Linked DNA regions of Mus musculus: region 1 is linked to region 2. The links are chromatin loops, found by intact Hi-C in ENCODE. Cell type or tissue: heart. All regions are shown on one strand. Each heading gives the region's core, and the rest is flanking DNA. Links, peaks and the distances in the headings are about the cores only.

The links. A loop is a pair of places that touch in the nucleus more often than their neighbours do. Peaks named below come from ENCODE experiments on the same cell type or tissue, not always from the same donor. Only the 100,000 strongest peaks of a DNase experiment are listed, where the experiment ranks them.
Region 1: it touches region 2 in a loop (2.9-fold over the local background); 2 of 42 quality-filtered maps call a loop at or near these places.

What each region holds. Positions count from the first base shown.
Region 1 is chr1:127,009,405-127,014,782 of GRCm38, forward strand. No RefSeq gene overlaps it. Among named protein-coding and RNA genes, the nearest start is that of Gm41945, 12 kb to the right of the region's middle. In heart, for the core only: a CTCF peak has its summit at 2,649 (motif pointing right); no DNase peak of the experiment used is centred there.
Region 2 is chr1:127,406,990-127,412,367 of GRCm38, forward strand. Mgat5 (mannoside acetylglucosaminyltransferase 5) reads left to right here. Exons shown (of 18, transcript NM_145128.3): 12 at 5,138-5,271. All of the region lies in intron 5 of Gm51746 (a long non-coding RNA gene), which reads right to left. Among named protein-coding and RNA genes, the nearest start is that of Gm51746, 28 kb to the right of the region's middle. In heart, for the core only: a CTCF peak has its summit at 2,816 (motif pointing left); a DNase peak (open chromatin) is centred at 2,712; H3K27ac peaks cover 899 bases.

The DNA of each region.
Region 1 (5,378 bases), core at 112-5,111, 400 kb before region 2:
ATCACCAAACCTGTGATTTGACCACCAGGGAAAGAGACTATGTTAAGAATTAAAGTGGAAAATGACTGAGAATATACCTAAGGTTGACCTCTGGCCTCCATGTACACACACACACACACACACACACACACACACCACTTACAAAGTTGTGTAGCTACACCCATACAGAGAAGGCTCAGTCCAAGGTTGGCCTCCCATGGCTGGCTGGCTCTGAAGCAGATGGCCCAACAGGCCTCTCTTGCTCTAGTCCTTCTGCCGCTGGGTACCATCAGGACCTGGACACTCAGCTGTCTTTACAGCACAGGCAAGTCACTGAAGTTATTTAGCCTCCTGTAGACCTGGGCATCCAGAGAGGTGGAATTGTTTCCCTCTAAATTGTTTTCTGCTGAATCAAATCCTACTTCACACTCTGGGTCGGAGAGCTGCCAACCCAGCGTGTCCATCACTTCTGTTTTCTGCTTGAGTTTCATTCACAGTCAGTCTGCCGAAGGTCTGGGAAGAAAGAAGGAAGTGCTGATTTTTCAACTGAGAATAGCTCAAATTACCAGGGGACTCCTTGGTCAACCTACTGTTCCTGCAGACTTCAGGCAACCAGCCTGGTGGATGTGTTCTATTTCAATTATCCCCAAGGAAACCTTCCTTCTCAGGTGACAGCAGTAATAACCACTTTCCTCTCGGATGCTGTCCACAGCCAGGTCCAAAAAGAGCCAGGCAATTCTGCAGCAGGCTCTTCTCTGAAGAGCTTGGGCCAAGCTGCTATATTCTAGTCCTGGGATCATTTACCTGAACAATTTCAAATCACAAATTAATTCATTCCCAGGGCTGGGGAGATGACTCAGCAGGTAAGAGCCCTTGCTGTATATGCACGAGGACCCGAGTTTGAACCTCTTGTATCCACATGAAAAGCCAGGCTTGGTCACATGCCTGCCTGTGACCCTGCATTGGGGATGGAGACAGGAGGATAGCGGGGGCTTCCTGTCTGTATTAGTTACAGTTTTATTGCTGTGAAGAGACACTAAGACCAAGGCAACTCTTATAAGAGAAAACACTTAATTGGATCTGGCTTACAGTTTCAGAGGTTCAGTCCACTATCATCATGGCAGGAAGCATGGCAGCATGCAGGCAGACATGGTGCTGGAGAAGGAGTTGAGAGCTCTCTACTCCTTGATCCACTGGCAGCAGAAGGGGACTGTCTTCTGCAGGCAGCCAAAAGGAGGCTCTGATTCTACAGTGGGCAGAGCTTAAGCATAGGAAACCTCAAAGCCCACCCTCATAATGACACACTTCCTCCAACAAGACCACACCTACTCCAACAAGGAGTAGTGCCACTCCCTGTGGGCCAAGAATTCAAACACATGTGTCTATGGGGGCCAAACCTGTTCAAACCACCACACTGGCTATCAGCCTATTCCAGATTCAATAAGAGACAAGGTAGGACATGATAAAACAGGACATCTAATGTCCTTTTGTAGCCAGCACATGTGTACACACACACACATATATACCTTTAATGCAGTTTCTCATGTTGTGGTGACCCCCCCCCAACCATAAAATCATTTTCATTGCTACTTCATACCTGTAATCTTTCTACTGTTATGAGTCATACCATAAATATCTGATATTTCTGATGGTCCTAGGAAACACCTGCGAAAGGGTTGCTCAATGCCCAGGCTGAGAACCATTGCTCCCCATTCTTTTCCTTGCATACTCTTTAATACTTCAGTCACAGTACAGCTACCCCAAAGTCTTCTGTAAGTCTGCCCTTCTGTCATAGCGTTCTGATCTGGTTTTGCTCTTTGCTCTCCACTCAGCATTAACTGCTTAATCCGACCCTGGCTTCCCAGTAGTAATTCCCATGGTTCCCACACATGCATATTCAACTGCAGTCAAGTTCAGTGATTAGCGAATGGGGAAAGGAGATTAGCAATAAATCAAAGTCTTAAGGAAACCATTTGTAGCTTATAAGAAGAATGCCCCCATATGCACTGTATTTCAAACGATATTTACATCTGCTCTTGTAGTACAGGACATGAAGTGTAGCCGGATCAAATGCCATTGATCTGGGAAAGACAATAGAAACATAGTGACTCTCAGTGGGCATGTGTCTCTGTAGTGCGGTGTTCTACTTTCACATCTGTTGCTATGATAAAATACCTTGGATAAAAAGCAGTTTAATGAAAAGGGGCTTATTTTAGTTCACAATTCCTGGTTACAAAACATCCCTTCGGGGACATCAAAGCAGCAGGAACTTGAAGCAGCCAGTTACATCACACTCATAGTCAAGAACAGAGAGCAATAAATCAATGCATGACTGTGCTCAGGTCACGTTCTCCAGTTCATTGACCTACATACACATACACACAATAATAATAATAATAACAATAATAATTAATAATAATAATTCAATAAGAGAATTTGCATTGCTCAATGTCAGATTCTCTAGTACCTATTTTGACTCTAGAGCTCATTAATCCACAAAGCATAGGAAATGTATAAAAATTTGCTACCCATTGCATTCACTGGCAAGGACTGCTATAACAAAATGCCACAGACAAGCTGAGGAAACAACGGAAAAGTATTTCCTCGATGTTTTGAATGCTGGGAATCCAGGAGTTAAGTTTCTAGCAGTTTTCACTCTGACTCTTCCTCCAGCCTGTAGATGGCAGTCTCCTCCCTGGAACCTGTGTTCTCACTCTTCTTACAGAGGTAACTTGTCTTGTTGCTCTACTTGACAAAATCAGTTTAAGGTGGGAAAGGTTTATTTGGTCTGGCAGTTTGAGGGCACAGTGCATCTTGGTGGAGAAGGCATGGCGGCAGGATCGTGAGGCAGCTGCTCACACTCTATCTGCACTCCGGAAGAAGAAGGCGGAGGGGAAAGTGACCAGGCCCACATTCAGTGATCTGCTTCCCCCAGCAAAGCACTGCCTCCTGAAGATTCTACCACCTTCCCACATGGTGCTACCAGCTGGGAACAAGGATTTGAACATGTGATCACAGGACATTTCACATTCAAACCACGACATAGGAAAACCGAATGCATGAGATTAGAGGTTATAACAACGACTTGATTTGACTTCGTTGTCCCCCATAAGGACTTCAGCTCCAAATAGTCTCATTCTAAGAGACTCAGTGTTAGGATTTCAGGGCTAGAGATGTGGCTCACTTGGAAAAGTGCTTGCCTAGGACACACAAAGACCTGAGTTTGATCCCCAGCACTACATTAACCAGGCATGCTAGCATACATCTATAACTATAACTAAAACATACATCTGTAACTACAGCACTGGTCAGAAGGAGGCAGGAGGTCAAGGTCATTCTCAGCTACACCAGAAGTTCAAAGCCAGCCTAGGCTAAATGACCCCCACCCCACACTGTGTGGATGTGTGTGTGTGTGTGTGTGTGTGTGTGAGAGAGAGAGAGAGAGAGAGAGAGAGAGAGAGAGAGAGATTGATATGAATGGGAAGGATACAATTCATTCCCTAATGTCCCCCTTTGTATATGAGGCTACAAACCCAGAAAAACTCAACGTATCAGTACTACATTGTATGGTCCAGGCAGGACTCGAACACAGATCTATATGACTCGCAAGTTTCTATATTCAATTGCTATATAATGAGCAGCAGTTAACCCCATTCTCTCTGTCCATTTCTCTTCTATCACAAGATACCCCCTCAAAAGACCTGATTTCCTTAATTGATAACTTCTACTTTTACCTTGTGACCAAGAGCTTGTCTGTAGCTCTGAATAAACCAGTTTGCTCACTTGAAGTTCAGATCTAGGCTAGAACTCATGGCACTAGCTGAAACCTAACCTGCTGATTTAAACATCTGTGGCAGATAATGCCAGTTCCATACCCTCCCTAGCTTGGCATTTCTGTTGCAAGGCATGGCCTACCAGGTCCTAAGGTTAATACAAGGAGACTTCCCAACAATACCCATTCTGTTAATTAACCCCAAAAGTTTACACAGGCCAGATCATCAACTTCCTGTCAACACTTGGCTCTTAAATCTAACCTAAGTCTAACAGGTGTTCTAACAAACCACGGCACAATCCACACTGCATGTTACAGCAGACTTAATTGCTCCAAATTCTGGGAGTGCCCCAACTATTTACTCTGAATAGCTAGCTGCCTTTCACTACTTTGTCTCTTGATAACATTCAATGCCATTGACCATTGACAGAATTGAAGGGGCGGTGGGAGCCATGACAGTCAACTTTGCCACAAGACTGCTTTCTTTCCCTAGAACCAACAGCATTCTGGGAATGATAGGAACTCTACCAGGGACAGGCTGAAGAGATGGTTCAGGGATTACATGCACACACTGCCCTTTCAGAGAACCCGTATCCCAAGCACCTTTATCAGGTGGCACACAGGTGCCTGTGACTCCTGCTCCAGTGCATTACTGATGCCATCTTCTGGATGCCATAGGCACCTGAACTCATCTGTGCACATAATTACCACAACACACACACACACACACACACACACACACACACATGATTTTTAGAAATAAATACTTCAAAAGGCAACATAGCAACGAAATGAGTCACGTGTATGTCTCCTTTACTCCCTTCTTTCTTTTTCTTTTTTGTCCACCTAATAATTTGAATTTAAAAATGTCTCAGAATGGGACAGGATTTTACCCAAAATCTAGAGAGGTGGTACTGTGGGCAATAAATTCTCTTGTCAGCCGTACTTGAAAGAGCAGCATCTGGGGCTTGGGACAAGCAGCAATGTATGTCACTAAGTGACCCGGACTAGCAGGTCATTCTTCAGTGCCAGAATCGTGAGGAAGAAAGGCTGCAGGAACCAGAGAAAAAGGAGATGGAGTAGGTGAACCCCAGACGTCCTGAGCAAGCCATGGTTTATGCCAAGCAAGCTTATTAATAAGTACAGCAGTATATATACTATTCCCAGGGGAGAAGTGGGCCGTGTCAAAGGAAAGCTATATCATATAATGGGAGTAAGTTGGCTAATCAAACAATGTTGCAAAGGGGAACATAGACTATCTCCTGGGTGTCAGAGACCAGTGGCCTTGGAACCAATAACCATAGCTTCTTATCGTGGGAAGAGGTGAGTTCTCAGGATCTACAGCTCCCCCCAGAGCCCTGTTCCCACTGGCTCTGCCAAGAGTATTCCTGATTTTAGAGAAGGAACCTAGTTGTGACCCTTGGGGAAAGCCTTGTATCAGGATCAGCCTAGCCGTCCACAACTGAGCACACACAACCAGTTCAAAGTTGCATGTGGCTCAGGTTGAATGGGTGCAAGAGGTCTTTGATTATCCATTGGGGATTTTCCATTGGGTGCAGTGATTGCCAACCCACTGAGATAGAGAGTTCAAAACACCAATTCTTCTTTCCATAGGCACATAACAGGA
Region 2 (5,378 bases), core at 54-5,053:
ATTTGCCATGATTCATGGGGCACATAAAAGATGTATACTATAATGCTGTCCGTTAGGATTGGGAAGGTGTGTTCTGTCTCAGAATCCCAGGACTGTCACTTCCTGGCCTGTAGACTGGTGAGAACCCGGTGTCCTCATCAGTTACAGAGTTGTGTCAGTGAGGGATGAAGGAGTTGCTGTCATATGCTCTGTTCTTCATGTTCCTTGTTGCTGGGACAAAACGCCTAACAGAGAGACTTAAGGGAGGAAGGGTTCTATTTGGCTCATAGTCAACGTGGAGATAGGCTGGGGTAGGGTGGGGTTCATTGAGGCAGGGAAGGCATGAGAGCAGGAGCAGGAGGCAGCCGTTCACACTGACCACAGTCAGAGAGAGAGGAGAGAGAGAGAGGGAGAGCAGAGAGAGATGGATGCTGGTGCGCAGCTCGCTCTCTCCTTTCCGTTCATCCCAGGAACCCAGCCCATGGGAGGGTGCTTCCCACCTCAGCTTATGCTATCTAGAAATTTTTTCACAGAGTCGCCCAGAGGCTGCTCTCCTGGGTGGTCCCAGCTCCCCTCTAGTTGGCAGGATTTGCCGTCACACTTGCTTGGAACAGAACTTGGAAAGTGAAGGGAACTCGGATATCAGGGTGGTTTTTGTAGAACTCCCATGTGTTTCTCTTCTTGGATGGACTGATTCCAGAAAGTGCCATGGTCCCTGAGTCTCATTTATAGTGCAATTTTACTGATTTCCTTTGAAATGCAAATATTTGTCCTCATGCCCTTCCAACCACAGCTGATGCCTGTGTTCTCAACATAAGGCAAAGCCAAAAGGAAACTTGGATTGAGGTTAGAGCCAGATGAAAAGTCAGTTTGTAGAAACTGTGTATGTGCAGGTGCCAGCAGAGGCCAGAGGCATGGATTCTCCCTGGTCTAGAGTTACAGGTGACTGTGAGCCGCCACACATGGGAACCACGCTTGGATCTTCTGCAGGAGCAGCAAGTGCTCTTAACCACTGAGCCTTTTCTCCTACAGCCAAGAAGGTCATGTTTTGTAGTATCAGCCAGGCCTATGGCTTCGGATTCTTCATAAGCAGAGGGAAGAATGCTCGTGTTGAGAGTGGGGTTCTTGCCACAGATGCTAGGATGCAAACAGCTGCTGGGCAGCTCCTTGTAGTCTGCCACAGGGAGCCTAGGGTCAGTTAGAATCACCTGCCTCTGGGTATGTGTTGAGCAAGGGGTTCTTGTGCCTTCATGTTTAAGAAACCCAGGGTCTGGTGACAAGTTGTGCTACTTAGACTTAGAGACATAGAAGGGTCAGACATGTGTTCTGGCGGTTGTGTATGTAAGTGTGTGAAGTCCTCAGCCACCAGCATGCAAGCTGCTGTTCCGCAAGTTGAGGGCTGCTTCTAGATGTAATGTGTTTTTCACACAATCTCAAATTTGATTTAGTACCAAACTACGGTTGCACCACGGCACAGTAAGAATAGACAGGGGTGTGGCTTAGTTACTACTATGTTTGCCTAGCAGGTAGGGAAGCTCTGGAGTCCATCACCAGGAACACATAAGTTGTAGTGGTGACTGCCTCGGTTCTAGCAATGGAGAGATGGATACAGGAGGAGGACAAGTTCAAGGTCATCCTTGGCTGTATAGTGAGTGGCCTATATAGGGGGCCATAGGAGACCTTACTCCAAAAGGGAAAAAAAATAGACTTTTTCCTCCCTCTCTCACCATCCAAGCTAAATGCTAAAAGAATCTTTGACACACAAAAAAATTACACATGTGTAATTTTTCTTCTTTTGTGATTTTTAATCATCTTGCTTTTATTATGTTTTAGATAATATATCATATAATAAGACCCACAAAATACTTTAGTCATTGTGTTGTAAGTGCCCGTGTAGGGACATGGACAAACTGCGTCGTCACAGGACAAATATCCCAAGAGTGGAGTGTTAGTCACTCCACCGTTTCCTGAAAATACACGTTTAAAGCTATCATCTTAAAGTCTAGAGCCCCAGAGTGACAAAAGAAAGGGTGCTTAGCATGCACTGGCTCTCTTCCCAGGACCCTGTTCTTTCCAGTTCTAGTGCCCTCCCCTCTGCGCTCCTCAAAAAGGAGGGAAAGTAAGCAAAACTAGCCGAAAAACAGCTAGCAGCCAGCCCTTGCTTTGTCTCTCATTAGCCATTGCATTTATTTAGTAATTTCCTCTTCAGCTAACTGTAGCCATGGCTCTTGCCTCTGGGCATGTGTTCAAAAACACAGAAATAGAATAAGAGATTGGCCTGACTGAGCACAGCTCCCCAGTCAGAGCCCTTGTTAGTCCCTCTTCCTGTGGCCCACCTTAGCCACACCCCCACCCCACCCCTCACCCCCACCCCTGCCTTAGAGATGAGCTAGTGTAGCCAGCTTATCTCCACAGAGTGCATTTGCAGCACCACCTCTCTAACTCTTCATAAGGATGAGAACAGAGCTGGGGTGTCTCTTTCTGAGCAGGTCAGCTCTGATGGGTTGAAAAGGTCTCTGCAGGCTGGGAATTGGCTCCCTCAGTAGTAAAATATATCCTCAGCCCCACATGAAAACGCCTGGTGTGGCTGCACTCACTCACCGTCCCAGCCTTTGGGAGGTGGAGATGGGTAGATTAATGGAGCTCACTGGCCAGACCTAGCGAAGCAGCAGCACAAGTTCAGTGATGGACACTGTGTTGGGGTGAGGGGTGGGGCAGGTGGAGCTAAAAATACAGCTCAGTGCTTAAAAGCACATGCTGCTCTTTGAGTTTCCAGCACCCATGTCAGGCAAGCCGCAGCTTCCTACAGCCCCATTTCTTGGGGGTCTGATGCCCTCTTCTGGCCTCATGCAGGCACACACCTATACAGATAAAGTAAATGTTTTGGAAAATCGATAAGGTGGAAATTGATTGGGAAAGACACCTGAACTCTGGCTCCCACATGCATATAGTGACACTTGTGTGTAAATCCCACCCCTCCATCACACACACACACACACACACACACACACAGAGAGAGAGAGAGAGAGAGAGAGAGAGAGAGAGAGAACGAACGAACTTCTGGGCTGACTCTGTTAATGGCAAAGCATTCCTTAGCTCTTAGAAACCCAGAGCAAAGCAAAAGAGAAGTTTGCTTAAGCTTTAACTCCGTGTAAGCACCCGAAGGTGAATGGTCATGACTGAAGTTTCAGAATGTGGTTTGCACTGAATGGCCAGTCTCAATTACTGGGGGAGTTCGCTTCTCTGTTATTTATGCTGGTTTTCTTTGAGTCAGACTAAACAAGGGTTGCTTCCTTTCTTATCAGCCATGTATGACCTTCACTGAGCCATCACCCGACATGCTGAAATTTATCTGAACAAGATAGGTAGAGTTGATGAGGGTTGCTATTTTAATCAAGAGAGAATTGTCTTCTGATCAGATAGCTCCCTCCTGGTAAAACATACTTGAAAATCATACAGGGCTGGGGCAATAACTCTACTTGTTAAAATGATAGCCACAGGAAAATCTGAATTCAATTCCCAGAACCCACATAGAAAGCTAGGCATGAGGACACACGCTTGAAACCCAGCAGAGAGAGGAAGCTCGCTAAGATCACTGCCAGGCAGGCTAAATGGTCAGTGAACTTAGTAAGGACCCTAGTGGGGGATCCTGTCTCAAAACAAAGTAGACAGCACATGGAGAATGGCACCTGAGGTGTCCTCTGACCTCCACACACATGCACACATAGACATAACAACACACACACAATATTTCAAAACCTATAGTCCCAAAATACAAATGTTCTTGGCTCCTCTGGTATAGCTTCCCACTTGGGTATATGATGAAGTTGTAGAACCCATAGGTAGGGTGGACCAGAGGAAAAAATCCTTTTTTTTTCCTTCTAGAATAGTCTGCCCTATTCACATCCCAGCTTTGAAGAAATTGGCTTTTATTTTAAAGAGGTTTATACTCCAGAGACCCTCGCTTTTTGTTTGGTCTTTGGTCCACACATCTGTCCAATATAAATCCAAATGGCAGTCATGGCTGGCTGTTGGTTAAAGGTGCTTAAGGAGACTTATTCTTGTTGCTGGGTGGTGGTGGCTCACGCCTTTAATCCTAGCACTCTGGAAGCAGAGGCAGGCAGATCACTGTGAGTTCAAGGCCAGCCTGGTCTACAGAGCAAGTTCTAGGACAGCCAGGGCTACATAGTGAAACCTTGTACTGAGATGCAGTGTGTGGCTGTTGTGTAAACAACCTAGTCTGCACTCACCAAGCCAAGATGGCTAGGGTGTCATCAAGCCATGAACCTCAAGGGACAGCTGTTGTTTATACGATCTTTATTTGACTATTACTGTGTAGTCCATGACTGTACATCTCGTGTGTGTGTGTGTGTGTGTGTGTGTGTGTGTGTGTGTGTGTGTGTAAGCCGAAGGTTAATGTTTGTTATTTTCAGTCACTTCTTAGTTTTTTTTTTCTCTCCCTCTCCCTCTCCCTCCCTTCCTCCCCCCACCCCCATCTACCTATCTATTATCTATTTTGAGGCAGGGTCCCTCAGTGAACCTTTGAGTTTATCTTTTTCTACTAGCCTGGATGGCCAGAGAGTTCCTGGGATCCACCTGACTCCCCACCAACGCTAGGATTACAGATGCATACCGCCACAACCCAGCATCTCTACACGCAATATCCTAAAACTCAGATGCCCTTGCTTATGTGGCAAGTGCCCTCCTCCTCTCCCTCCCCCACCCCCACTGAGCCATCTCAACCTGATCACACTCTAATTGCCAGGCTTAGCCCCAGTACTCCACTTAATATTTTCAGACAGTCTCTCACTGAACCTGGAACGCAGAGATTGGGCTGTGCTGGCTTCCCCCACCCCTCACCCGACTCCCCACCCACCCCCAGCTCAGCCATCCCCCAGCCCCTGTACATCTTTTCTCAGAGAATCAGCCCAGTGGAGGTGAGATTGTAGATTAGGCTGCTTGGTTTTCATTCCCCCGCCCCCCAGAGGAGACGGTAAACACAGCTGGGATTAGCATAGACTGTGAGCTCCTGGATAAGGTGGAACTGAATGATATCCAGACGCACCAGTGGTCAGCGCTGGCCTGTGTCGCCTGCAGTGACTCTGCTGCTCTGTGCCTGCTAACTACTCACAGCCCTGTCTTTTGCTTTCTACATCAGCTCATACCCCAGACAACAGCTTTCTGGGCTTCGTGGTGGAGCAGCACCTGAACTCCAGCGACATTCACCACATCAACGAGATCAAAAGGCAGAACCAGTCCCTTGTGTATGGCAAAGTGGATAGTTTCTGGAAGGTGAGTCAGCCCGCCTGCTTGTCGAGCTCTCTGAAAGGAAGCTTGTGAGGTAATTTAATTTTGCTTTGATCCAGGGAGTAATCAAACCAAGTGCCCAGGGCTTATGC